Regions from separate parts of the Homo sapiens genome. Here region 2 is linked to region 1. Evidence: read pairs that join two places in POLR2A ChIA-PET (ENCODE). Cell type or tissue: PC-9. All regions are shown on one strand. Each heading gives the region's core, and the rest is flanking DNA. Links, peaks and the distances in the headings are about the cores only.

What was found. Peaks named below come from ENCODE experiments on the same cell type or tissue, not always from the same donor. Only the 100,000 strongest peaks of a DNase experiment are listed, where the experiment ranks them.
Region 2: POLR2A ChIA-PET joins it to region 1 with 7 read pairs; 3 of 35 experiments call an interaction of 5 or more read pairs at or near these places.

Annotation. Positions count from the first base shown.
Region 1 is chr7:128,626,828-128,639,038 of GRCh38, forward strand. It overlaps the pseudogene RNU6-177P. Among named protein-coding and RNA genes, the nearest start is that of LINC01000, 8.3 kb to the right of the region's middle. In PC-9, for the core only: no CTCF peak of the experiment used is centred there; no DNase peak of the experiment used is centred there.
Region 2 is chr7:128,889,865-128,902,075 of GRCh38, forward strand. It overlaps KCP (kielin cysteine rich BMP regulator), which reads right to left. Exons shown (of 40, transcript NM_001366122.1): 9 at 4,336-4,429; 10 at 4,112-4,191; 11 at 3,942-4,035; 12 at 3,527-3,612; 13 at 3,374-3,455; 14 at 3,005-3,157; 15 at 2,824-2,930; 16 at 2,650-2,743; 17 at 1,782-1,955; 18 at 1,587-1,669; 19 at 1,321-1,414; 20 at 1,041-1,232; 21 at 479-649. It overlaps LOC105375497 (a long non-coding RNA gene), which reads left to right and starts at 1,365. Exons shown (of 4, transcript XR_927958.2): 1 at 1,365-1,439; 2 at 6,112-6,252; 3 at 9,913-10,098; 4 at 10,800-11,061. RefSeq lists enhancers at 78-668, 669-1,258, 1,259-1,849, 2,799-3,999. In PC-9, for the core only: no CTCF peak of the experiment used is centred there; a DNase peak (open chromatin) is centred at 8,077.

The sequences.
Region 1 (12,211 bases), core at 4,052-8,051:
TTGTGTTATATGTGGATTCCACAGGACTGACTTCGAAAACTTGAGTATGCATGGATTTTGGTATACACAGAAATGGGAGAGCTGGAACTAATCCCCCCATATACCAAGGGACAAATTGTATCTGTTTGTATCTGTATTGTACAATTATACTGTAGGAGACATTATGTTCCATGACAATGGTAATTTTTAATGACAATTTTTAATTGAGTGAAATTACCATAAAAATAATAATAGTAGCAGCTAATATTTACTGAGCTGTTACTAGGTGCCTATAAATAGCATAGATTTTTAAATTCTCCATAATTCTTCCTTATTTCACTTAACCACTCTATCTTAAATTACTCATGCTTGCCTCAGTAGCACACATACTTAAGTTGGAACAATAGAGAGATTGGCATGGCCTCTGTGAAAGAATGACGTGCAAATTTGTGAAGCATTCCGTATTTTTTAAAAAAGAAAAAAATTACTCCCAGATTTTCACTGTGTTTGTGCATATGACCTTTTGTTTAGTTTGAATTATATCCAAAGATGAAATTTCCAGAAGTGAGATTACTGTGAGTCACAGGGCATGAGCATTCTTACTACCCTTGATGTAAATTGCAAAGCTTTCAGGCATGGTGGCTGTCAGCCTGTAATTCCAGCACTTTGGGAGGCTGAGGTGGGAGGATTGCTTGAGGCCAGGAGTTGGAGGAGGCAGTATAATGAGTCACTGTCTGTATGATTTAAAAAAAATTTCCAAGCTTTATCCTGGAAGGCTTATATACATTTTAAACACCACTAATACTACAAGAAAATGGCCATTTCACTGTACCTTCGCCCACACAGGTATTATAATTTAACAAGTTATTTTCTGTGTGATAAATGAAAGACCTCATATTATTACTTTGTCACCTTTTTTTTTTTTTTTTTTTTTTTTTGAGACGCAGTCTCGCTCTGTCGACCAGGCTGGAGTGCAGTGTTGTGATCTCGGCTCACTGCAACCTCTGCCTCCCAGGTTCAAGCAATTCTCCTGCCTCAGCCTCCTGAGTAGCTGGGATTACAGGCACATGCCACCATGCCCAGCTAATTTTTGTATTTTTAGTAGAAATGGGGTTTCACCATGTTGATCAGGCTGGTCTCGAACTCCTGACCTCGTGATCTACCCGCCTCGGCCTCCCAAAGTGCTTGATTACAGCTGTGAGCTATGCGCCCAGCCTATTTGTCATATATTTTATCTTTCCTTATGTTAGCTTATTAGCTTTATTTCTTTATTGTCCTTTTTTTTTTTTTTTTTGAGATGAAGTCTCGCTGTGTCTCCTAGGCTTGAGTGTAGTGGCACAGTCTCAACTCACTGCAGCCTTGACCTCCTAGGCTCAGGTGATCCTTCCACCTCAGTAATTGGGACTATAGGTACATGCCACTATGCCTGGCCAATTATTTTTATTTTTTTATTTTTACTAGAGACGAGGTCTTGCTTTGTTTCTTAGGCTGGTCTGGAACTCCTGGCCTCAAGCAATGCCCCCACCACCCCCTCCCAAAGTACTGGTATTATAAGCATAAGCCAACATGCCTGGGGTATCTGTGTCTTTTCCATTTATTTATAGAGTTACTTTGTCTTTTACTAATTCGATGATCTGTTTAATCTTTTATTAAATTATAAAAATAGTAAATACTTTTAAATAAGTGAAAAATGTCCTTCACTCTTTAGACCCATAATCTTATCTCAGGAAATAATTGCTATTGAGAAAATGGGCCATATCCTTCAAGATATGTAACATGGTGATTGAACATCGTTTCACATTTTCATATTTCATGGACATTTGTGCCAATACCTATTGATCTATCTTAATCCTTTTCATGGTTGCATGATATTTTATTATATGGATGTATCACAATTTACCAGTACCAGTCAACTGCTGGAGGCATTTAGGCTCCTTCTGATATTTGCTTTGAGCTCTTTATATAATTAAAAATTAACCCCCTCAGCCAGGTGTGGCAGCTCATACCTGTAAATCCCAGCACTTTGGAAGACTGAGGTGAGAGAACTGCCTGAGTGTAGGAGATCACCACCAACCTGGTCAACATAGCGACACTTTGTCTGTACTAAAAATTAAAAAAAAAAAAAATGAGCTACACGTTGCAGTGCACACCTGTAGTCCCAGCTACTGGGGAGGCTAAGACTGGAGGATCACTTGAGTCTAGAAGGTTGAGGCTGCAGTAAGCTATGATCACACCATTGCACTTTAGCTTTGCTAAGAGCAAGACTGCATTTCTTAAACAAAATAAAAATTAGATGGGAATATTGCTTAAGCCCTGGAGGTTGAGGCTGCAGTTAACTGTGATTGCACCACTGCAGTCCAGCCTAGGCGATAGAGCAAGACCCTTTCTCTAAAAATAAAATAAAATAAAATAAAAATTAACCTTCTATCATATTTCCAGTAACACCTTCTCTCCTACGTTTCTCCTAGAAGCGCTTAAATTTTGTTTTTCACATACCATTTAAAACTTTTAAGTGCTGATGTCTGTCTGTGTCATCCCTCTTTTTTTTTTTTTTTTTTTTCTTAGAATGTCTTTTTGTTACTTCTAGCTGGACCTACCATGAAAGACTTCTGAATCCAGGAAGAGAGACTGACTGGGAAACATGTTATTCAGGTACAAAAAGACTTGGACTGTAACTCAAAAATGGTCAAATAATAGTGCATGCATCAAGTGCAATGGGAAGCTCTTCTGGAGAGTGAGAGAAGCTTCCAGTTAAGGTGACATTGAAGCCAAGTCCTGTAAGATGAGGAAGAGTTGTATGAGAGTGGGGAGGGAAGGGGGAGGTGGAGGGATGGGGATTGGGCTGGGATGGGATGGAGTGAGCTGCCCAGTCAGGTAAACCAGCACTATACAGACCTGAACAATGAAGATGGCACATTTTGTTCAGGGAATGGTGAATTAAGTGTGGCAGGAATGCTTTGGAGAGACGGTCATTTGCTTGTATGGAATTTTGCCCAAGAGACCTCATTACAGTTCCTAATTTTTTGATGTTATCATGCATCACTGCCCTTGTCAGATAGTATCATGATCACAGTAACATCAAGCATAATATTTCATTGATTCTCACAAAAACAGGTGGGTGCCACAGTTATCCCCATTATATGCACAAAATGATGAAGACTTGGGGTTAATGAGCGATTTGCCCAAGCTCACCTGAATATTAAGACTGAGTCAAATGTTAGTCTGGTCTGACTTTAATGCTTGCTGTGTTAATGAGCACCATGCATTGCCTCTCCTATGCAGTTAAGCAGGTAGACAGGTGAGAGAAGAGCCCATGTGATATCGGGGGAAATTCACCCCAATATTTCATGTAGGTTCTTTTCTATTTTCCCTGAGTGTCGGCCGGTCTGAGAAATAAAAGGAAAGAGTACAAAAGAGAGAAATTTTAAAACTGGGTGTCCAGGGGAGACATCACATGTCAGCAGGTTCCGTGATGCCCCCCAAGCCGCAAAACCAACAAGTTTTTATTAGTGATTTTCAAAAGGGGAGGGAGTGTACGAATAGGGTGTGGGTCACAGAGATCACATGCTTCACAAGGTAATAAAATATCACAAGGCAAATGGAGGCAGGGCAAGATCACAGGACCACAGGACCAGGGCGAAATTAAAATTGCTAATGAAGTTTCGGGCACGCATTGTCATTGATAACATCTTATCAGGAGAAAGGGGTTGAGAGCAGACAACCCATCTGACCAAAATTTATTAGGCGGGAATTTCCTCGTCCTGATAAGCCTGGGAGCGCCACGCGAGCCCAGGGCTTATTTCATCCCTTATCTATGACTATAAAAGACAGCCGTCCCCAAAGCGGCCATTTCAGAGGCCTCCCCTTAGGGGTGCATTCTCTTTCTCAGGGATGTTCTTTGCTGAGAAAAAGAATTCAGCAATATTTCTCCTATTTGCTTTTGAAAGAAGAGAAATATGGCTCTGTTCCACCCGGCCCACAGGCAGCCAGAGTTTAAGGTTATCTCCCTTGTTCCCTGAAATTGCTGTTACCCTGTTCTTTTTTCAAGGTGCCCAGGTTTCATATTGTTTAAACAACTTGTGCAGTTAACGCAATTATCACAGAGTCCTGGGGGGACATTCATCCTCGGCTTACGAAGATGACCGGATTAAGAGATTAAAGACAGGCATAGGAAATCACAGGGGTATTGATTGGGGAAGTGATAAGTGTCCATGAAATCTTCACAATTTATGTTCAGAGATTGCAGTAAAGACAGGCATAAGAAATTATAGAAGTATTAATTTGGGGAACTAATAAATGTCCATGAAATCTTCACAATTTATGTTCTTCTGCTGTGGCTTCAGCCGGTCCCTCTGTTCAGGGTCCCTGACTTCCCGCAACACGTTTCTCTCTACTCACAGACTTCTGACCAAATGTGTGTGCGGAGTTTCTACACCAATTCTCCAACTCTCTGGATACCAACCGCATATCCCACAATTCCATTCTGACACTGCCTAGAGTTAGCGCAGAACCCACAGGTTAGGGGCTCAGTCCCGCAAGACCACCCTCACTTCAGATGCCAGTTGCAAGTCCTAGGTTGTCACCTGTATTTTGACCAACCAGTTAGAAATCAGGGTTTCCCATGACCCTCTTCTTGAGTTTAGTTATTTACTAGAACAACTCACAGAACTTAGAAAAACAGGTTTTTTTCTTTTCTTTTTAAGAGACAGGGCCTCGCTCTGTTGTCCAGGCTGGTGTGCAGTGGTGCAATCATAGCTCATTGAAGCCTCAACCTCCAGGGCTCAAGTGATTCTCCTGCTTCAGCCTCTCAAGTAGCTGAAATTACAGGGTTCCCACCACCACATCTGGCTAATTTCTTTTATTTTTTGTATAGATGGGGTCTTCTTATGTTGCCCAGGCTGGTCTCAAATTCCTAGGCTCAAGTGATTCCGCCCACCTCTGCCTCCCAAAGTGCTGGGATTACAGTCATGAGCCAGCGCATCTGGCCACCTTATTTTCTATTACTGGCTCAATGTAATGGCTCCATCTCAGGAACAGCCAATGAAAGAGATGCACAGGACAAGGTAAGTGGGGAAGGGCACAGAGCTTCCATGCCCTCTGTTGGGCACACTACCCTCCCAGGACCTCCTTATGTTTAGCAACACAGAAGCTCTCCAAACCCTGCTGTTTGGGTTTTTATGGAAGCATGATTGATAAAATCATTGGCCATTGGTAGTTAAGTCAATCTCCAGTTCCTTTTGCCTCTTGGAGTTCAGCAGGTGAGGCTGAAAGTTCCAAGCCTCAAAAAATGTAGTTGGGGCCAGGTGTGGTGGCTCACTCCTGTAATCCTAGCAGTTTGGAAGGCTGACGCACATGGACTACTTGAGGTCAGGAGTTTGAGACCAGCCTGACCAACATGGTGAAACCCCGTTTCTACTAAAAATAACAACAATTAGCTAGGCGTTGTGGCACATCCCTGTAATTCCAGCTACTCGGGAGGCTGAGGCAGGAGAATTGCTTGAACCCGGGAGGTGGAGGTTGCAGTGAGCTGAGATTGTGCCATTGCACTCCAGCCTGGGCTATAAGAGCCAGACTCCGTTTAAAAAAAAAAACGGTTGCTTTAAAAAAAAGTGGTTGCTTTCTCTGGCAGCTAGCCCTCCTCCTGAAGCAGTCTAGGAGCTTGCAGCCACCCTGTTAGCTCAACAGCATCCCACATGCATTCTTACCATGCTGCAGATCTGAAAGACCTTAGAGGCCCTTGTGTCAGGAACCTGGGACTAAGACTAACTATCAAAACAGAAAATGCTCCTATTACCTCTGTCACGAAGGGCTTTATAAGAGCTTTGGAAGCTTTATGCCAGGAACCAGGGGCAGAGACCAAATGTATATTTCTTTTCTTATATTTGAGACAGAGTCTCACTCTGCCACTGAGGCTGGAGTGCAGTGATGTGATCATAGCTCACTGCAGCCATGACCTCCTAGGCTAAAGCGATCCTCCCACCTTAGCCTCTCCAGTAGCTGGAACTACAGGCGTGCATCACCATGTCCAGCTGATTTTAATTTTAATTTTGTAAAGGCAGGGTCTTCCTATTTTCCCCAGGCTGATCTCTAACTCTTGGCCTCAAGCAATCCTTCCTCTTTGGCCTCCCAAAATGTTGGGATTACAGATGGGAGCCCCCATACCCACCAATCACAAGGATCTTATAAGAGAAGGAGGTAGGAGAGTCAGAATTAGAGAAAGTGATGTGGTAATGGAAGAAGAGGTCAGAGAGGGAGATTTGAAGATGCTGCACTTCTGGCCTTGAATATGGAATCACGAGGTAAGTCAAGGAATGGGGGTGGCTTCTAGAAGCTAGAAAAGGCAAAGGAGCACATTCTGTCTAGAGCCTCCCCCAGAAGGAATGCAGCCCCTCTGACACCTTGACTTTAGCCTTAATAGACCTAGTTGGGCTTCTGGCCCCCAGAACTGTAAGATGGTAGATTTGTGGTGTTTGAAGCCACTAAATGTAGGGTACTTTGTTGTAGCAACAACAAAAAATGAACATGAAACTGGGACCTCATGTTACAGTTGCTCACGCCTGTAATCCCAGAACTTTAGGAGGCTGAGGTAGGAGGATCGCTTAAGCCCAGGAGTTTAAGACCAGCCTGGGCAACATAATGAGACCTCATGTCTAAAAAAAATTTTTTTTAAAGGCCAGGTGCAGTGGCTCACATTCGTAATCCCAGCACTTTGGGAGGCCGAGGAGGGTGGATCACGAGGTCAGAAGTTCAAGACCAGCCTAGCCAAGATGGTGAAACTCCATCTCTACTAAAAATACAAACATTAGCCAGGTGTGGTGGTGGGTACCTGTAATCCCAGCTACTCGGGAGGCTGAGGCAGAGAATCACTTGAACCCAAAAGGCAGACATTGCAGTGAGCCAAGATCACACCCTTACACTTCAGCCTGGGTGACCAAGACTCCGTCTCAAAAAAAAAAAAAAAAAAAAAAAAAAACCAGGTGTTGTGGCATGCAGCTGTAGTCTCAGTTCCTAGGGAGGCTGAGGCGGGAGGATTGTTTAAGCCTGGGAGGTTGAAGTTGCTGTGAGCTGTGATTGCACCAGTGTACTCCAGCCTGGGCAATAAAGCAAGACCTTGTTTCAAAAAGAAAGAAAGAAATGAGCATGGTGGGAATGGGGACAGATGGCAATGTTAAGTAGAGTGGTCAGGGTTGGCCTCATAAGTGAATATTGAGCAAAAGTTTGAAGCAGGTGATGGAGCTGGCCAAGGTGCTGAGGGAAGAGCATTGTATGCTGAGTCAACAGGATCTTTATCCTGTTGGATAAAGGAGGAAACTCTCTGGTGTGTCTGAGGCTCTGGAAGGAGGCCAGTGGAGCAAAGAGATAGAGGGAGCAAAGTCAGTGAGGAGGCCAGGGAGTTGCTGGGCTGGGATCGGTACAGATTGTGTAAGCCCTGGGACGCTATTGCTGGGGCTTTGGCTTTTACTCTGACTAAAATGGGAACCACCGAGGGCTTCTGAGCAGAGAGGTGACATGATCTGTCTCCTGATTTAAAAGCACGACCTGGCTGCCAAGTTGAGAAAGACTATGGGAAGATTTGGGTAGAAGCATGGGGGCCAAGCTGTGGCAATATCCTGGTGGGAGATGATAGTGATCCTGACCGGATTCATGGTGGTGGTGAGAGATGGTCAGAGCCTGGATACGTGTTGAAGTCAGTCAGTAGGATTTCCTGACAGACTGGATGTGAGCTGTGAGAGAAGGCAGTGGTCAAGGTTGAGTTTGATTCTAATTGAATTATTAAGTAATTTTAAAAAACACTACTGCCTTTCTCAATCCTACCGAGTAAAGGATGCTAGATAAAAGAAATCTCAAGTCAGGCCAGGTGCAGTGGCTCACACCTATAGTTCCAACAGTTTGAGAGGCAGAGATGGGAGTATGTTTTAAGGCCATGAGTTTGAGAGCAGCCTGGGCAACATAGCAAGACCTCCTCTCTACAAAAATAAAAAAAATAAATTTAATAAAATAAAATAAATATAGCCAGGCATGATGGTATGTACCTATGGCCCCAGTTACTCATGTGGCTGAGATGGGCAGATCTCTTGATTCTAGGAGTTTGAGGCCAGCTTGGGCAACATAGCAAGACTTCTCTCTCTACAAAAATGAAAAAAATGCCTGACATGGTGGTACTTGCCTGTATTCCCAGGTATGGGGGCGGCTGAGGCAGGAGCATCTCTTGAGTCCAGTTGGTCAAGGTTGCAGTGAGCTATGATTATACCACTGCACTCCATCCTGGGTGACAGAGTGGGACCCTGTCTCAAAATACAAATACAAATGAAATCTCAAGTCAGACCAGTCCCTTCTAGGCTATGTAGGCCTTGTAACCACATAGCTGCATGATCGGGTTTGTGTGGCTATGGATGAGGAGACCCCTGTCCAATTGTTGGCTATGTAATCAGTTTATTTTTCAATATAGTAATCAAATATATTTCATCATACTTGATGGTCTCAGATATGTGTGGATTTTGGAATTCCCCTTGGAACAGGTTGTAACATCTTATTGGCTCCATAATTCCATAATTTTTTAAATCTGATCAGTTTTTAATAAGATCAGAATTGATATTAGACTACCTAATCGGTTTTGTTAATGAGAAAATAAAATTGTGTTGTTTGCATTTTATCCAAGATGGGTGTCGTATTGGCTAAATCTCATCAATACTTGAACAAATGCAAAATTAGAGCTTCTTTATCATGAAACACTATGTAATTCTTGAAGAAGATGCCATTTCTTTTTTTTCTTTTTTTTTTTTTAAGATAGAGTCTTTCTTTTGTCACCCAGGCTGGAGTGCAGTGGTGCGATTTTGGCTCACTGCAACCTTCACCTTCTGGGTTCAAGCAATTCTCCTGCCTCAGCCTCCCGAGTAGCTGGGATTACAGGCGCCCGCCACCACACCCAGCCAATTTTTGTATTTTTAGTAGAGATGGGGTTTCACCATGTTGGCCAGGCTCCTCTGGAGCTCCTGACCTCAGGCAATCTGCCTGCCTCAGCCTCCCAAAATGCAAGGAGTACAGATGTGAGCAACCACGCCTGGCCTCCATTTCTTTTTTGTAGTCTTTAATAAACAGCTGTTATCATTGCAGACTTGCTATTTAGGCACTTAGGAATTTTTCACTAGAAGGCATGTAAAGAAAGACCATGGGCATTTGTAATGAATTTAGCATTCATTCTTTGACTACATGACTGTCCCCAGAGCTGTAACTTTGTTAATGAATTTTTTAGAAGCCATTTAGCTAGCAACTGAGCCTAACCAGCCACTCAGCCTCATTATTCAGTGCTCTTTTATTATTGTCTATTTCTCCTCCAACTTGGCTACACTCACAAAGTGATAAAAACTTGCATTTGTTTTCTTTCCTTTTCAGAGACAGGGTCTTGCTCTGTTGCTCAGGCTACAGTACAGTGACATGATCATGGTTCACTGTAGCCTCAAACTCCTGGGCTCAAGCAGTTCTCTCACTTCAGTCTCCCAAGTAGCTAGGACTACAGACATGTGCCACCATGTCCAGCTAGTGTTTTCATTTTTTATCATAGAGACGGGATCTTGCCAGGTTGCTCAGACTGGGCTCAAAACTCCTGACCTCAAGTGATCCTCCTGCCTCAGCCTCCCAAAGTGCTGGGATTACAGGCAGGCATGACCACCTGTGCCCAGCCCCCTATTATCATTATTTTAAATAATAGCTTTATTAAAATATGATTCACATACCATTCACTTTATTTATTGAAATCTGCAATTCAGTAGGTTTTAGAATATTCACAGAGCTGTGCATCGATCACCACAGTCACTTTTAGAACCTTTCATTACCCTATAGAGAAATCCATACCCCTTAGCCACTACCTCCTACTCTCCCCACCTACCTTCGCCCCCAGCCTTAGGCAACCATTGATTAATTTTTTTGTCACTATAGATTTGCCTAATCTGGACAAATAGAATTGTACAATATGTGATCTTTTGTGGCTTTTTTTCCCTCTTAGCACAGTGTTTTCAAAGTTCCTTTATGTCATAGTGTGTATCAATATTTCATTCCTTCTATGGCAGTATTCCATGGTAGAGACACACTGCATTTTGTTTATCTGTTCATCAGTTGGTGGATATTTGGGTTGTTTCCATGTATTCCATGTATTGGTCATTATGAATAATGCTGCTATGAAGATTGTTGTACAAGTTTTTGTGTGGACATTTATTTTTCTGGGATATATGCCTAGGAGTGAAATTGTTGCATTATAGGATGACTGTACATTTAGCCTTTTGAGAAACTGCCAGACTGTTTTCTAAAGTGGCTACACCAGTTGAGTGCAATGGCTCACACCTGTAATCCCAGCTACTCAGGAGGCTCAGCTAGGAGGATGGCTTGAGCCCATGAATTCAAGACCAGCCTGGGCAAGATAGTGAAACCCTGTCTTGATTTTTAAAAAATCCAATTAAAATGACAAGAAAAGAAATACCCAAACAAAATGGTTACACGATTATATGTTCCCACCAGTAATGTATGTGGGTTCCAATTCCTCCACATCTTCACTGACTTTTTTTTTTTTCTAGATAGGGGCTTGCTCTGTCTCTCAGGCTGCAGTGCAATGATGCCATCACAGTTCACTGCAGCCTTGACCTCCCAGGCACAAGTGATTCTCTCATCTCAGCCTCCTGAGTAGCTGAAAATTGCAGGTGTATGCCACCATGCCTGGCTAATTTTTATATTTTTTTTGTAGTGATGGGATTTTACCATGTTGCCCAGGCTGGTCTCATACTCCTGGCCTCAAGTGATCTGCCCACCTCAGCCTCCCTAAGTTCTGGAATTACAGGCTGCCACCATGCCCGGCCTTCACCAACATTTGCCATTATCTGTTTTTTTTTTTCCTTTATACCTTAAAGCAGTGTAAGAACAAGTGTCTTCAATTATAGGAAAGAGTATAATCCCAGGGCATTGGGAGGCTAAGACAGGAAGATGTCTTGATGCCAGGAGTTTCTGTTGTTGTTGTTTTTGTTGTTGTTGTTGTTGTTGTTTTTGACAGAGTCTCGCTCTGTCACCCAGGGTGGAGTGCAGTGATGGGGTCCACTGCAACCTCCGCCTCCCAGATTGAAGTGATTCTCCTGCCTCAGCCTCCCGAGTAGCTGAGACTACAGGTACACGCCACTACTGCCCAGCTAATTTTTGTATTTTTGGTAGAGTCAGAGTTTCACCATGTTGGCCAGGCTGGTCTTGAACTTCAGACTTCAGGTGATTTGCCTGCCTCAGCCTCCCAAAGTGCTGGGATTACAAGCATGAGCCACCATGCCCAGCCTGATGCCAGGAGTTTTAGACTAGCCTGGGCAACCTAGCAAGACCTTGTCTCTACAGAATATTTAAAAATTAGCCAAATGTGGTGGTGCCTGTGTATAGTCTCTCTCCCTCTCTGTTTTTTTTTTCTTTTTGTAACTTTTTGTGACATGGTCTGGCTCCTGTCACCCAGGCTGAAGTGCAGTGGTGTGATCATGGCTCACTGCAGCCTGAAACTCCTGGGATCAAGTGATCAATCCTCCCACCTCATCCTACCAAGTAGTAGGGACCACAGGTGTATGCCACCCAGGTCTTGCTATGTTGCCCAGGCTGGTCTTGAGCTCCTGGCCTCAAGCAATCCTCTCACCTTGGCCCCCCACAGTGCAAGGATTACAGGTATGAGCCACCATGCCTGGCCCCTACCCTGCCTATTGAGAACCAAAAGAAGGATCCAAATTCTCCTTAGCTCAACTCGAGCCATTTCCTGATTGCTTCATCAGCAAGGAGCTGGTTATTGGGCTGTCCAGGCCTCCCAAGCAGCACAGAAATGAGGCGAAGGAGTTTTCCTGCTGCTCCACTCTGTAAGGAGTTAGAGGGTGATGTTTGCTCGTTTGCAGAGAGAGATGCCTTGTAGGCACCTCAGGATGGAGAGGACCCTGATTCCAATGTCCTTTTTTTCTTTAGAAACAGGACCTTGCCCTGTCACTCAGGATGGAGTTCAGTGGTCCAATTATGGCTCATTGTAGCCTCAAACTCCCAGGCTCAAGCAGTCCTACCATGTCAGCCTTCCCAGTAGCTGGGACCACAGGTAAGCATCGTGACACTCAGTGAATTTTGTTTTTATTTTTTTGTAGAGATGGGGCCTCAGTATGTTGCCACGGCTGACCTTGAACTCCTGCACTCAAGGGATTTTCCTGCCCTGGCCTCCCAAAGTATTGGTATTACAGGC
Region 2 (12,211 bases), core at 5,797-9,796, 260 kb after region 1:
GACCACACGGCAAATAGCAACAGAGGCAGGAGAAGATCCAGGCTTTAGTGTCAGGCTTTTTTTTTTTTTTTTTTTTTTTTTTGAGACAAGGTCTCACTCTGTCACCCAGCCTGGAGTGCAGTGGTGAAAACACGGTTCACTGTAGCCTCAAACTCCTGGGCAATCCTCCCACCTCAGCCTCCGGAGTAGATGGAACTACAAGAGGCACCACGACCAGCTGATTTTAAATTTTTTGTGTAGAGACAAGATCTCTCTATGTTGCCCAGGCTGGTCTTGAACTCCTGGGCTCAAGTGATCCTCCTGCCTCAGCCTCCCAAATTGTCGGGGTCACAGGCTTCAGCTAGGGCTCCCAGCCTCGGGGCTTTTTCTTACTGTAATAAATATTTTAGATCCACCCTAGGGCAGTAAAGATTATTCTGACCCAGCCCTCTGGTCTCCCGCATCCCACCCCGGCAGCTCCCTATCCCATGACCCTCACCATCACAGTCAGGGCAGCAGTCGCCCCTGGCAGGGAAGGGGCACAGTGCAGGGGCACATGCCTTGGGCTCGCAGCTCACGCTGCCCTCCCAGCAAAGGCAGAGGTGGCAGGCAGCAGTGGGCGATGGGAAGCGCTCCCCGCTGGCAAACTCCTTCCCCTGGTACAGGCAGCCTGGGGAGAAGGGCAGGGGCTGGGGGGCCGTGGGGACTAGAGGGCTGTGGGGACTTGGTGGTCGTGGGGTTGAGGGGCGTGGAGGACGGGTGTCGTGGGGGCCGTGGGGGCTGGAGGTCGTGGGGGCTGGGGGTCCGTGAGGGCGGGGAGGCCGTGGGCTCCGTGGAGGCTGAGGTCCGTGGAGGATGGGTGTCGTGGGGGGCTGGGGGCCGTGGGGGATGGAGGGCCGTGCCGGCTGGCTCCCAGGCCATGCTGACCGGACACTACATTCCTAACAAGATCCCCGACGTGGGCGGAGCGGGCCTGGAGGAAGGGGACTGGGCAGGGCGCTCCGGGGCGGGGCGGGGCGGCAGGACGCGGGTGGCCGGGAGGGGCACCGCCAGGGCGTTACCGTCGCAGGAGGGGCAGCAAGGCCCCTGGCGCGGGTGCGCGCAGGGCGCGGGCGGGCAGGGCAGCCGCTGGCAGGACACGGAGCCGTCGAGGCAGAGGCAGCGGCGGCAGGGATCGCCGGGCGGGGAGAAGTACTCCTGGTGGCGGGCGTGGGCCGCGCCGGGCCGTGGGCAGCCGGCGGGGGCTGGGGCGGCTGCGGCGAGACAGCGCATCAAAGGGGCCCAGGAACAGGCCTCCGAGGGGACCCCCAGGGAGGAGCAGCCGAGGGGTGCGGCCCCTACCTGGGCACTGCGGGCAGCACTCTCCCGGCAGCAGGACAGGCTCTGGACAGGGCAGCGGCACGCAGCGGCGGGCCAGGCACTGCACGTTGCCGCTCTACGGACCGACAGACGCACCACGGGTCAGTGGGTTAGTTGGGGGAGGCCGAGGAGACCCCTCCCACCCAGTGCCACCAGGTCCCACCCCTCCCACCTGGGCGGGCCTCTCCTGGCCTCTGCAAGTCCCGCCTCCACTCCCCTGGGCGCCTCCCACCCAGGTGCAGACTCACCAGACAGCGACACAGACGGCAGGGGTCAGAGGGGTGGGGGAAGTCCGCTCCGCTGGGGTACTCTTTCCCGCCAAAGGCACAGCCTGGGGGAGGGAGGGGCTATAGCCTGGGAGAGGGCGACTGCCCCAGGGCGTGCTGCCTTCCGGGGGCCATGCCATCCCATCCCAGAAGGCCGCCCTGACCCGCCCACCTCACCGCTGCAGTCGTTCGGGCAGCAGGTCCCAGGCAGCGGGTGGGCACAGGGGGCCCTGGGGCAGGGGCGAGGCTGGCAGTGGGCATGGCCTTCCTGGCATCGGCACTCCTGGCAGGGGTCTCGGGGGTGGGAGAAGCTCTCGCCGTCCACAAACACCTCTTCCTCCAGGATGCAGTCTGGGCAGTGGATGGTGGGGGCAGGTATGAGGGCAAAGCCTGACAGTCCCTCCAGCCCTGGAGTCCAGAGCCGCCACACAAGTGCCCACTTGGAAGCTGACTCGAGGGGAAAGAGGAGGAAGTGGCCATGTGCACATGTGTGCAGGCATGTGTATCGTTGTGAGCACACACGAGTGTGCGTGCGCATTGGGGGTCATTCACCTGCAGGCAGATGTGTGTCTCTGAGGGGAAGAAGGGGAGTGCTTACACATGTGTGTACCTGTGTTTGACACACGCCCTCACACAGACTCTCTATGCGGGCAGGGACGTGTCCCATGCATCCCAGCACCCGGCCTCCTACGTGGCAGGCTCAAGTGCCTGCTCATGAACCTGTGTTATCCAGGTAGATACATGGGTTTACCTGGGGGGTAGGGGGGTGGGGGCCCTAGCGTGGTGGGGCGGGGGGCAGTAGTTACTAGAAGAGGAAATGGAGCATGGGAGGAGAGGGTGGTGTAGGTACAGGCAGGAATAAACAAATCTCTCTACTCTCCCTCCCACCCACACCCCGTGAGTTCCAGAGAGTTCTAAGCTCTGAAACAAGACTGAAACAATTCAGAAGGCCATTGCTTTCTAAGGTACCTGTTGGGCCCATGGGGCTGTGGGACAGCAGCCTCTGGGGCCCTGATCCCCTCAGGCCCAGTGAGTGCCCACATACCTGGGCACCTGGGGCAACACTGGCCTGGTCCACTCTGGGGCCTGGCACAGGTCGTGGGAGGGCAGTCAACCAAGGAGCATGTCACAGTTCCATCCTGCGAGAGAGCAGGGGAGAGAGCAATCGGGGCATGCCCAGGAGGGGCTCAGCAGGGCAGCAGCAAGGCTGGGCAGTTACCTGACAGTGGCAGGCATGGCAAGGGCTGTCTGCATCCGTGAAGTTCTGCCCATTGGCATACACTTGGCTGTGGTAGGTGCAGCTGTCACAGCTGGGGCAGCAGGCACCTGGGTGGGGCAGGCTGGTCAGGGTGAGCTGGGTAATGCAGGGGAAGAAAGCCAGGATCAGCCCAGGCACTCACCAGGGGGCTGGGTGGGGTGCTGGCAGGGGGCTGGGGGGCAGAGCACAGCCCCGCACTTGGGTACCCCATCTTGACAGACGCAGGCGGTGCAGGGCCGACCATCAGGCTCCCACTGGACTCCCTCAGCAAACTCCTCTCCATCCAGCTCACAGGCTGTAGTAAGGGGGCTGTCACATGGCAGCCTACACACCTCCCACCCATCCCTGTCCTTCCCAGGACACAGGGACCCCACCTTCGCCATCCCCGCTGACACTGTAGAATGGCTAGTGGACTTAGCAACCCGTACCCCGTCCTGGGAAGGAGCACCCTCCTTCTGCAGCCCTCAGAGGCAGCGCCCATAGCAGCTGCTCCTCCCCCTCTCACACACACCTGGGCAGAGCTGGCGGCCAGAGGCAGGCAGGGCACAGGGGGTGACTGGGCACTCCTGCTCCTCACAGGAGACCTCGCCAGCCTAGGAGGGAAGCAGGTGAGACACCCTGAAGGAATGAGGCAGATCTGGGTGTGAGCGGAGGGACCGCCTACCTGGCAGGAGCAGCGGACACAGAGGCCCCGCTCTTGGAGTCTGAAGGTCTCCTGGCTCTGATACTGGTGTCCCTGGTACTCACAGCCTGGATGGGATGACAGGGGCGTGGGGGTATAGGGCTGGAGGCAGAGGGGAAGCTTCACGTCACCCTGAGGTGTCCAACCCCCACCCTGACAAAGAAGACCCAGCCGAGTTCTCCAGGGCGCCCTGCCAGCAGCCCCCTGCCCCCCACAGCTATGCCACAGAAGCGCAGGCCCCAGCATGGTGCCAGTTTGCCATGAGAAGGTGTGGTGAGGACTCACTTTGGGAACAGGGTAACAGGGGCTTAGGTCCAAGAGAAGCAAATCCCCCACACCTACAGCCTCTCTGCAGCCAAGGCCTGCCCCTCCCGCAGAGACCCCGGCCCCCACTCACCATCGCAGACAGGGCAGCACTGCCCAGGGATCTTGCCTGGGTGTCTGCAGGGCACTGGCGGGCAGGGCAGAGGCTCACACTGGACACTCCCATTCTGCCAACAGGGCCTGGTCAGCACGCCAGAGGCAGGCCCCGGAGCCAGGCCCTCCCTGCCAGGCAGCCACACTCACAGCACAGCGGCAGTGCGAGCAGGGGTCCCCTGAGCCCACAGGCTCCCCGCTGCGGTGCTCCCGCCCGTTTAGGAAACAGCCTGTTGGGAAGGGGGGCCTTAGATGTTCCTCAGGGGCCCCTCCCCACCCTCTCCTGGCCTTCATGGGCCCCCGAGCAGGGCCACCCATCAATTTTCTCCAGGTTGCCCACCATGGTCAGGCCTCTGCCCTACCCACTGACTCACCATCACACACAGGGCAGCAGGTGCCTGGGAGGGGCCGGGCTGGGTATGGACACAGGCTGGCACATTCTCGCTGGCGGCACTGGATGTGACCCTCCTGGTGGGGAGAATGAACAGGGGAAGGGGCCGACAGGGCTCAACTGAGAGGTGGAAATGGCATTAGAATCCCAGCTATCCACTTATTAGATGTGTTTATGGGTTGAATTGTGTGTCCCCGCCCCCAAATCCATATGTTGAACTCCTCACCCCCAGCACCTCAGCCTGTTACACTATTTGGAAACAGGGTCATTGCAGATGTAATTAGTTAAGATGAGGTCATACTGGAGCAGGATGGGTCCCTAATTCAATATAACTAGTATCTTTTTTTTTTGAGATGATAAAAAAGACTTGCTGATAAAACAAGTTGCAGGTTTGCAGGTTGCAGGTTGAGATGGAGTTTTGCTCTTGTTGCCCAGGCTGGAATGCAATGGTGTGATCTCAGCTCACTGTAACCTCCACCTCCTGGGTTCAAGCGATTCTCCTGCCTCAGCCTCCCAAGTAGCTGGGATTACAGGCACGCACCACCATGCCCAGCTAATTTTTTATATTTTTAGTAGAGATGGGGTTTCACCATGTTGGCCAGGCTGGTCTCAAACTCCTGGCCTCAGGTGATCCACCTGTCTTGGTCTCCCAAAGTGCTGGGTTTACAGGTGTGAGCCACTGTTCCAGGCAATATCCTTCTAAAAAGGGGAAATTCACACACAGACACACACAGGGAGAATGGTATGGAAAAGAGAAGGCAGAGGTTCAGGTGCTGCAGAAGCCAAGGAATGCCAGAGTTCACTAGCAAATCACCAGAAGCGAGGGCAGAGGCTGGAGCAGATTCCTCCTCACAGTCCCAGAAGGAACCCTCCCACACCTTGATCTCACACTTCTGGCCTCCAGAACTGTGAGAGAATATATTTACATTGTTCAAGACACCCAGTATGCACTTATGCACTTTGTTACAGCAGCCCAGGAAACTCATACAGATACATAAACTAGCATGTCACTTAAGCTCTCTGTGACTCAGTTTACTCGTCTGAAAAAAAATGGACCTGAAAAAATAGTCCTGTTCTCATAGGCTTGTTGTGGGATGAAAGGAAACAAGGGGGCTGGTGTGGCATCTACCTCTAGAAGCTGGTACTTAGCATGGTGGCTACTGCCACTACCCCATGGCCTGACCCCAAAAGACCCCATGCCTTGAATTCACACCCACATCACTGGGCTCACTGCCTCCAGCCCCATCAGGGTCTGAGCAGCCAATGACTTCTCATGGGTGGGGAGAGGGAGGACGTGGTTGTGTCAGAGGCGTTTGAACCAAAGCAACTCCATCTTGAATAGGGGCTAGGTAAAATGAGGCTGAGACCTACTGGGCTGTATTCCCAGATGGTTAGGCATTCTAAGTCACAGGATGACAAAAGAGGTCGGCACAAAATACAGATCATAAAGACCTTGCTGATAGAACAGGTTGCAGCCAAAACCCACCAAAACCAAGATGGCAATGAGAGTGACCTCTGGTCGTCCTCACTGCTACACTCCCATCAGTGCCAAGACAGTTTACAAATGCCATGGCAATGTCAGGAAGTTACCCTATGTGGTCTAGAAGGGGGCATCATGAATAATCCACCCCTTGTTTAGCATATCATCAATAAATAACCATAAAAATGGGCAACCAGCAGCCCTCAGGGCTGCTCTGTCTATGGAGTAGCCATTCTTTTACTCCTTTACTTTCCTAATAAACTTGCTTTCACTTTATAGACTCACCCTGAATTTTTTCTTGTGCAAGATCCAAGAACCCTTTCTTGGGGTCTGGATCAGGACTCCTTTCCTGTAACATCTTTCTGGCGACCACTGAAGGGATGATAGTGCGGAAACCCCCGACCCAAAGGCTAATTTTTGGTAAGTGGTGGGGTCTGGTAATATCTTTCTGGTGAGCCATGGAAGGGACAATACTGAAGAAACCCCCCGACCAGAAGGAAATAGGCTGCAGCACTGACTGGCGGACTGTGGGTAAGTGGGGTGCATATACCCGGGTAAATAATGGGATTGGGTTAGAGGCCCAGCTTAGGGGAATTAGAGGCCTCTCTTAATAAAAGGCAAGGATGCTTGATGGACCTTGGGATAGAGGCCCAACTGGGGAGGGTTACAGTCCCTTCTAATATTTAGAGGGTTAGAGGCCCCTCTGGGTAAAATCCCTCCCGGTTAAGAATGGGTTTGGCACTACGGGATGTTAACTGCTATTCTCTTGGGATTAATCTGCCTTGTACTCTTTGCTGACGGCTATGGGTGACAGGATTAGGCAAGTACAGGATCGTGGGACATGCGGAGCTTTTTCCTCCCTAAAAGGGAAAACTTAAGAGCTAATAGGACTGCCAAAAAAGATCCCTCCATGGCCGGTCGCGGTGGCTCACACACCTGTAATCCCAGCACTTTGGGAGGCCGAGGAGGGCGGATCACGAGGTCAAGAGATTGAGACCATCCTGGCCAACACGGTGAAACTCCGTCTCTACTAAAAATACAAAAATTAGCTGGGCGTGGTGGCACACGCCTGTAGTCCCAGCTACTTGGGAGGCTGAGGCAGGAGAATCACTTGAAACCGGGAGGCAGAAGTTGCAGTGAGCTGAGATGGCGCCATTTCACTCCAGCCTGGCGACAGAGCAAGACTCCATCTCAAAAAAAAAAAAAAAAAAAAAAAAAATTCCCTTCTCTACCGATACACAGCCATCCAAACTTTTGAGCAATAGGTGGGTCTTTCTCTGGCCTCCCTGAGCACTTTGCCTTTCCCACTCTGCCTCAGGCAATGTGTCCCCCTGTGCCCTCCACTGCAAGCTGGGTGAATGAATAGTAATAATCACTGTTTATTTCCTCTGCAAAGTTTTGATTAATGGAAAAGAAGAATGTGTGAGCTAGTCTTAAGCTATAGTGAATCTGGTATGCTTTGTGTGTCTTTCTGTATTGTTCTGTCATAAAGAAAGGTACCTTAGAATAGAACACAGGCTTAGGACACCTGTAAGCCTGCTTTGCAAGACAGCCCAGCAAACTTGTCAGTTACAAACTTTGCTGCAAGTCCCTGAAAAATAACTGGATAAGGTTTCCCTTGTCTTGTATGTCCTTGGGAACTTGACCTTGTAACCACATGGCAGTACTTTCTCTTGGTCTCTGCCATCACAATGGTGACTTGGGTTCAGGGTTCAGCTCACAACTTAGAGGATGAGTCCTTTATCTTCTTTCGTCTGTGTATTTATATGTGTTGTGTGTGTGATGTTTATATAGAAAAGAGCTTTAACTAATTGGTTTAATAAGAGCTTATTTTGTCAGAAAAGTAAAAAGTCTAATGCCTTTTAGTTCATGTGACTTAAGTAATCTTTGGGAAATAAGGACAGTTTTAAAGATTATTGATAAAATAAAAATATCTTCAAAAATGTAGACATTTGGTCTAAATTATGCAGGTCAGATATTAGGTTTGCTAAATGCTTTAAGGTCATAACCTGCTTCTTTGACTTTTGAAAATTATCCAATTTATTTTGGAGCTTTAGATTCTAGATAAGGCCTGGGGACATGTGGAATTAGCCATGTCTCCTAGCTATGCAAAGAAGGTTATAAAGCAAAGAGATTTTATATAAGAAAGGATCTTGTGTGGTAAACTCTTGTCCTAAAGTAAAATGACTGGTTGTTTAAAAAGAGGAATGTTTAGGACAAGTCAGAAAGTCCCAAGCATATTGTAGATTGTCTGTGTGAGTCATGAAAGAATTCATGAAAGGGAATTTATGCAAGAAATGTTGTACAATTTAAAGGTTGTTAGGCCTCCTAAATGTGTCATAAAATGCCACTGTGACTATTTTTTTCTTTTTTTTTTTGAGACAGTCTCACTCTTTTCACCCAGGCTGGAGTGCAATGGTGCGATCTTGGCTCACTGCAACCTCTGCCTCCTGGGTTCAAGCCAGTCTCCTGCCTCAGCTTCCTGAGTAGGTGGAAGTATAGGCATGCACCAGCATGCCCAGCTAATTTTTGTATTTTTAGTAGAGATGGGGTTTCACCATGTTGCCCAGGCTGGTCTCAAACCACTGACCTCAAGTGATCTGCCCACCTTGGCCTCCCAAAGTGCAGGGATTACAGGTGTGAACCACAGCACCCAGCCCCACTATGACTCTTAACTATACAACTTGCCTGCTTTACAGTTAGGTAAGGCCTGGGACATGTGGAGTTTGCCACACCCCTAGCTGTGCTGGAAAATGTCAGACCTTATTCTGCACTTCTGCCTGGTGTGTCCTAGGCTAGGCTCCACACCTAGTACATAGTTAAAATCCTGAACTTACCAAGGTTTTCACCAAAAGTAAAAGTTGCTAAGGATTAACACTGTAACATGTAATTGAGACTACTGAAAAAGCAGTTCTACATGCAAGGCATGTAAGAAAAGTAGAATGTGCTTTTGGTAAAAGATTATAAAAAGTCATGGGAATGTGGGTTTCTAGCCTAAGTTTAGAGAGTTAAAGGATTGTTTTAAGTTAGATAGAATAAAGCTGAAGGTTTGAGCAAGTTGTGGAAGGTTTGTGAAAAATTAATCTTGTAAAAGAAATTGTGTGTGAACATATTGGTTAAAGTTAAAGGGGTATTATTCAGTTTTTCTGTAAATTGAGCATTGGAATAAAAGTACAACAGGTTTTTCTTAAAGCAAAACCTGCTTGTAATCTGCTCTTTAACAAAAATTTGTAAAGGGTTATAAAACATTTATAAAAATCTTACCTTATAGTCAAACTGATTAAGAAATATATTTGTCTATAAGGTTTTATTAAGAATTGGGTTTGACATCAATAATGCACCCGTGCAACAGTGACATTTGGCTTATTTGGTATAAAAGTCATATGGGAAGTATTGTCAAATATGAAATGGTATTTGGTTTTCTTTGGGCTGTATTTGTATAAATGTGTTACTGGTATGTGTTCCAAAATTATAAGAAACTCCTATAATGCTGATATGACTTAGTGTATGTTATTAATAATTATAATTGTTATGTGAAATTATTATATGCCACAAGAGTAACCAAATTTCCTTATCAATTGTGGCTTTAATAGCGGCTGTCCTAAAACTTTTTGCCATCCATAAACAATTGTTGTCTTGTTTTAACCCTCTTTAAAAGGTGGTTTTATAACCAACTATAGGACTTCAACAGGTGCTCTTAAATGCAGGTTTTCTGATAACTTTGGAGATTGTGACATCAGAATAGAAGAAAAAACTTTCAGAACTCAGAGAGCTGAGCTGAAATGTTCATGAGTATCAAACAGAAGTTAACTGCATGGACTCTGACATTATCTATTTGACTTTTTGCTCAAAACATTGCTGATCCTTTGTTTTGTTTTTCATAGTCAAGGACACTTTTTCTGAGCTATTTACAGCTTTTGGCAATTGAGTAAAGTATACTCCTGTGAACAAAATTGGAGCATATTTATTTCTCTCTACCTAATTTATCCAGAATTTGGAAACTATTTGTGAGTATTCTTAATTTATGGCAATATAGCTATTTGCATGAGTGCAATAAGAATCTGTTTTCTTTTGTAACAGGTCACAATTGGAGAAACTGGCTATTTTACCAAGGCTTCGACTGGAATGGCATACCTTAAGGAATCATGTAAGGAATCATGATTCCTTAAGGAATCAAATTTGACTTGTAGAGCCAATAAATGCCCCTTGGAGAAACCGGCCTCATACCTTGCCTACACAGTCTCTGTACAGGGTTTCTGACCTGTGGTAAGTAAAGAATGTCACTTTCTAACAGGCCCAGGAGCCCCAAGTTATCTTGGAACCTCAAAAGGAGAGGAATTTACTCAACTCATAGGTATTTTAGGGCACAAACCCATGGCAAGGCTTGGCTCAAAAAAAAATCTTATCTGAGATTCTTTATGAAACAGAGTTCCATCAAAGCCAATTTCAAAGAGCTTATATAAAAAATAATCATTCTTGCGGCACTTTATACAAATAATCAGGCCAAATATAATAAAGCAAGTCAGTGTTACCATGATTAGTCTTTAGTAAAAATGGGAAACTAGAGACAGAAATATTATATTTCAAGAACTATGGTATACTTGTTATTAAATTCTAGTCTCAGCAGTTGTTTTTAAGTTTTTGCAATTTAGACTGATTGCTTGCTCCTGTGACCCAACCAGAGCTCTCTGGCTGCTGCTCAAAAGAAACAAAAAGGACAGGTTATGTAAAAATCTGGAGTCAATATTCTAATTCTGGGCATGTACTGGAATCATCTAGCAACCCCATATCAGCTTGGTTCCAACAGTTGCCCAGTTCATGGAAAGCCTTCTGATTTAATTTACTTGAGATAATTTTACTGATTTTGCTTTACTCTTGTGGAATATATTTCTGTTGTACTCTTTGGGTAGGAATAAGGATAAGCTTACTCAACGTTTTCTTAAATTAAACTTTTATTAATCTTCCAGATATCAACTTTTGTTGGAACTCAGAGTTATGAATGGCCCTCGCCATGCCGATGCTTTCTGATTAAGCACCTCTGTACCCTGAACACAAGAGAGAGAGACCCTAATAGTTAGGCAGGAATATCATTGCCCCTATTCAGCCTGAAGAAATTACAAAAGATGGATTTTTGTCCCTCTGCACCCCTTAGGATCAAGGGTTCTCTTATAAAAGGGAGAGGGAAAATGTCAGAGGCATTTGAACCAGAGCAACTCCATCTTAAATAGGAGCTGGATAAAAATGAGGCTGAGACCTACTGGGCTGCATTCCCAGATGGTTAGGCATTCTAAGTCACAGGATGAGATAGGAGGTCAGCACAAGATATAGGTCATAAAGACCTTGCTGATAACACAGGTTGCAGTAAAGAAGCCAGCTAAATGCCACCAAAACCAAGATGGCGACGAGAGTGACCTCTGGTTGTCCTCACTGCTATACTCCCACCAGGGCCATGATAGTTTACAAATGCCATGGCAATGTCAGGAAGTTACCCTATATGGTCTAAAAAGGGGAGGCATGAATAATCCACTCCTTTTTTAGCATATCATCAAGAAATAACCATAAAAATGGGCAACCAGCAGCCCTCAGGGCTGCTCTGTCTATGGAGTAGCCATTCTTTTATTCCTCTACTTTCTTAATAAACTGCTTTTGGCCGGGCGTGGTGGCTCACGCCTGTAATCCCAGCACTGTGGGAGGCAGAGGGGGGCGGATCACGAGGTCAGGAGATCGAGACCATCCTGGCTAACACAGTGAAACCCTGTCTCTACTAAAAATACAAAAAATTAGCCAGGCGTGTTGGCGGGCGCCTGTAGTCCCAGCTACTCGGGATACGGAGGCAGGAGAATGGCGTGAACCTGGAAGGCGGAGCTTGCCGTGAGCCAAGATCACGCCACTGCACTCCAGCCTGGATGACAGAGCAAGACTCCGCCTCAAAAAAAAAAAACACATAAACTTGCTTTCACCTTTCTCTATGGACTTGCCCTGAATTCTTTCTTGCGCGAGATCCAAGAACCCTCTTTTGGGGTCTGGATTGGGACCCCTTTCCTGTAACAATTGCAGTGGGGTTGGGTGCCCTGTAGCTTTCGCACAGAGTCCTTAGTCCTCAGCAAGCTGTCAGGAAGCTCCCATGAAACACAGCCCTCCTCAGGTGCCCCCACCTGGCCTTCACGGCTTACATGTCCCTACCTCCCCCAGGCTATTCCTTATATCTGGGGTACGTTCCCCTCTTTTTCCCTGCTCAAATCCTACTTACCCTTTGAGGCCTAAGTAAACACCACCCCACCCATGAAGATGTTCTAGATCTGTGCTGCCCGGTAGAAATACAATGTTAACCACTTATGTCATTTTAAGTGCTCCAGCAAATGTTAATGTTTTTTAATTT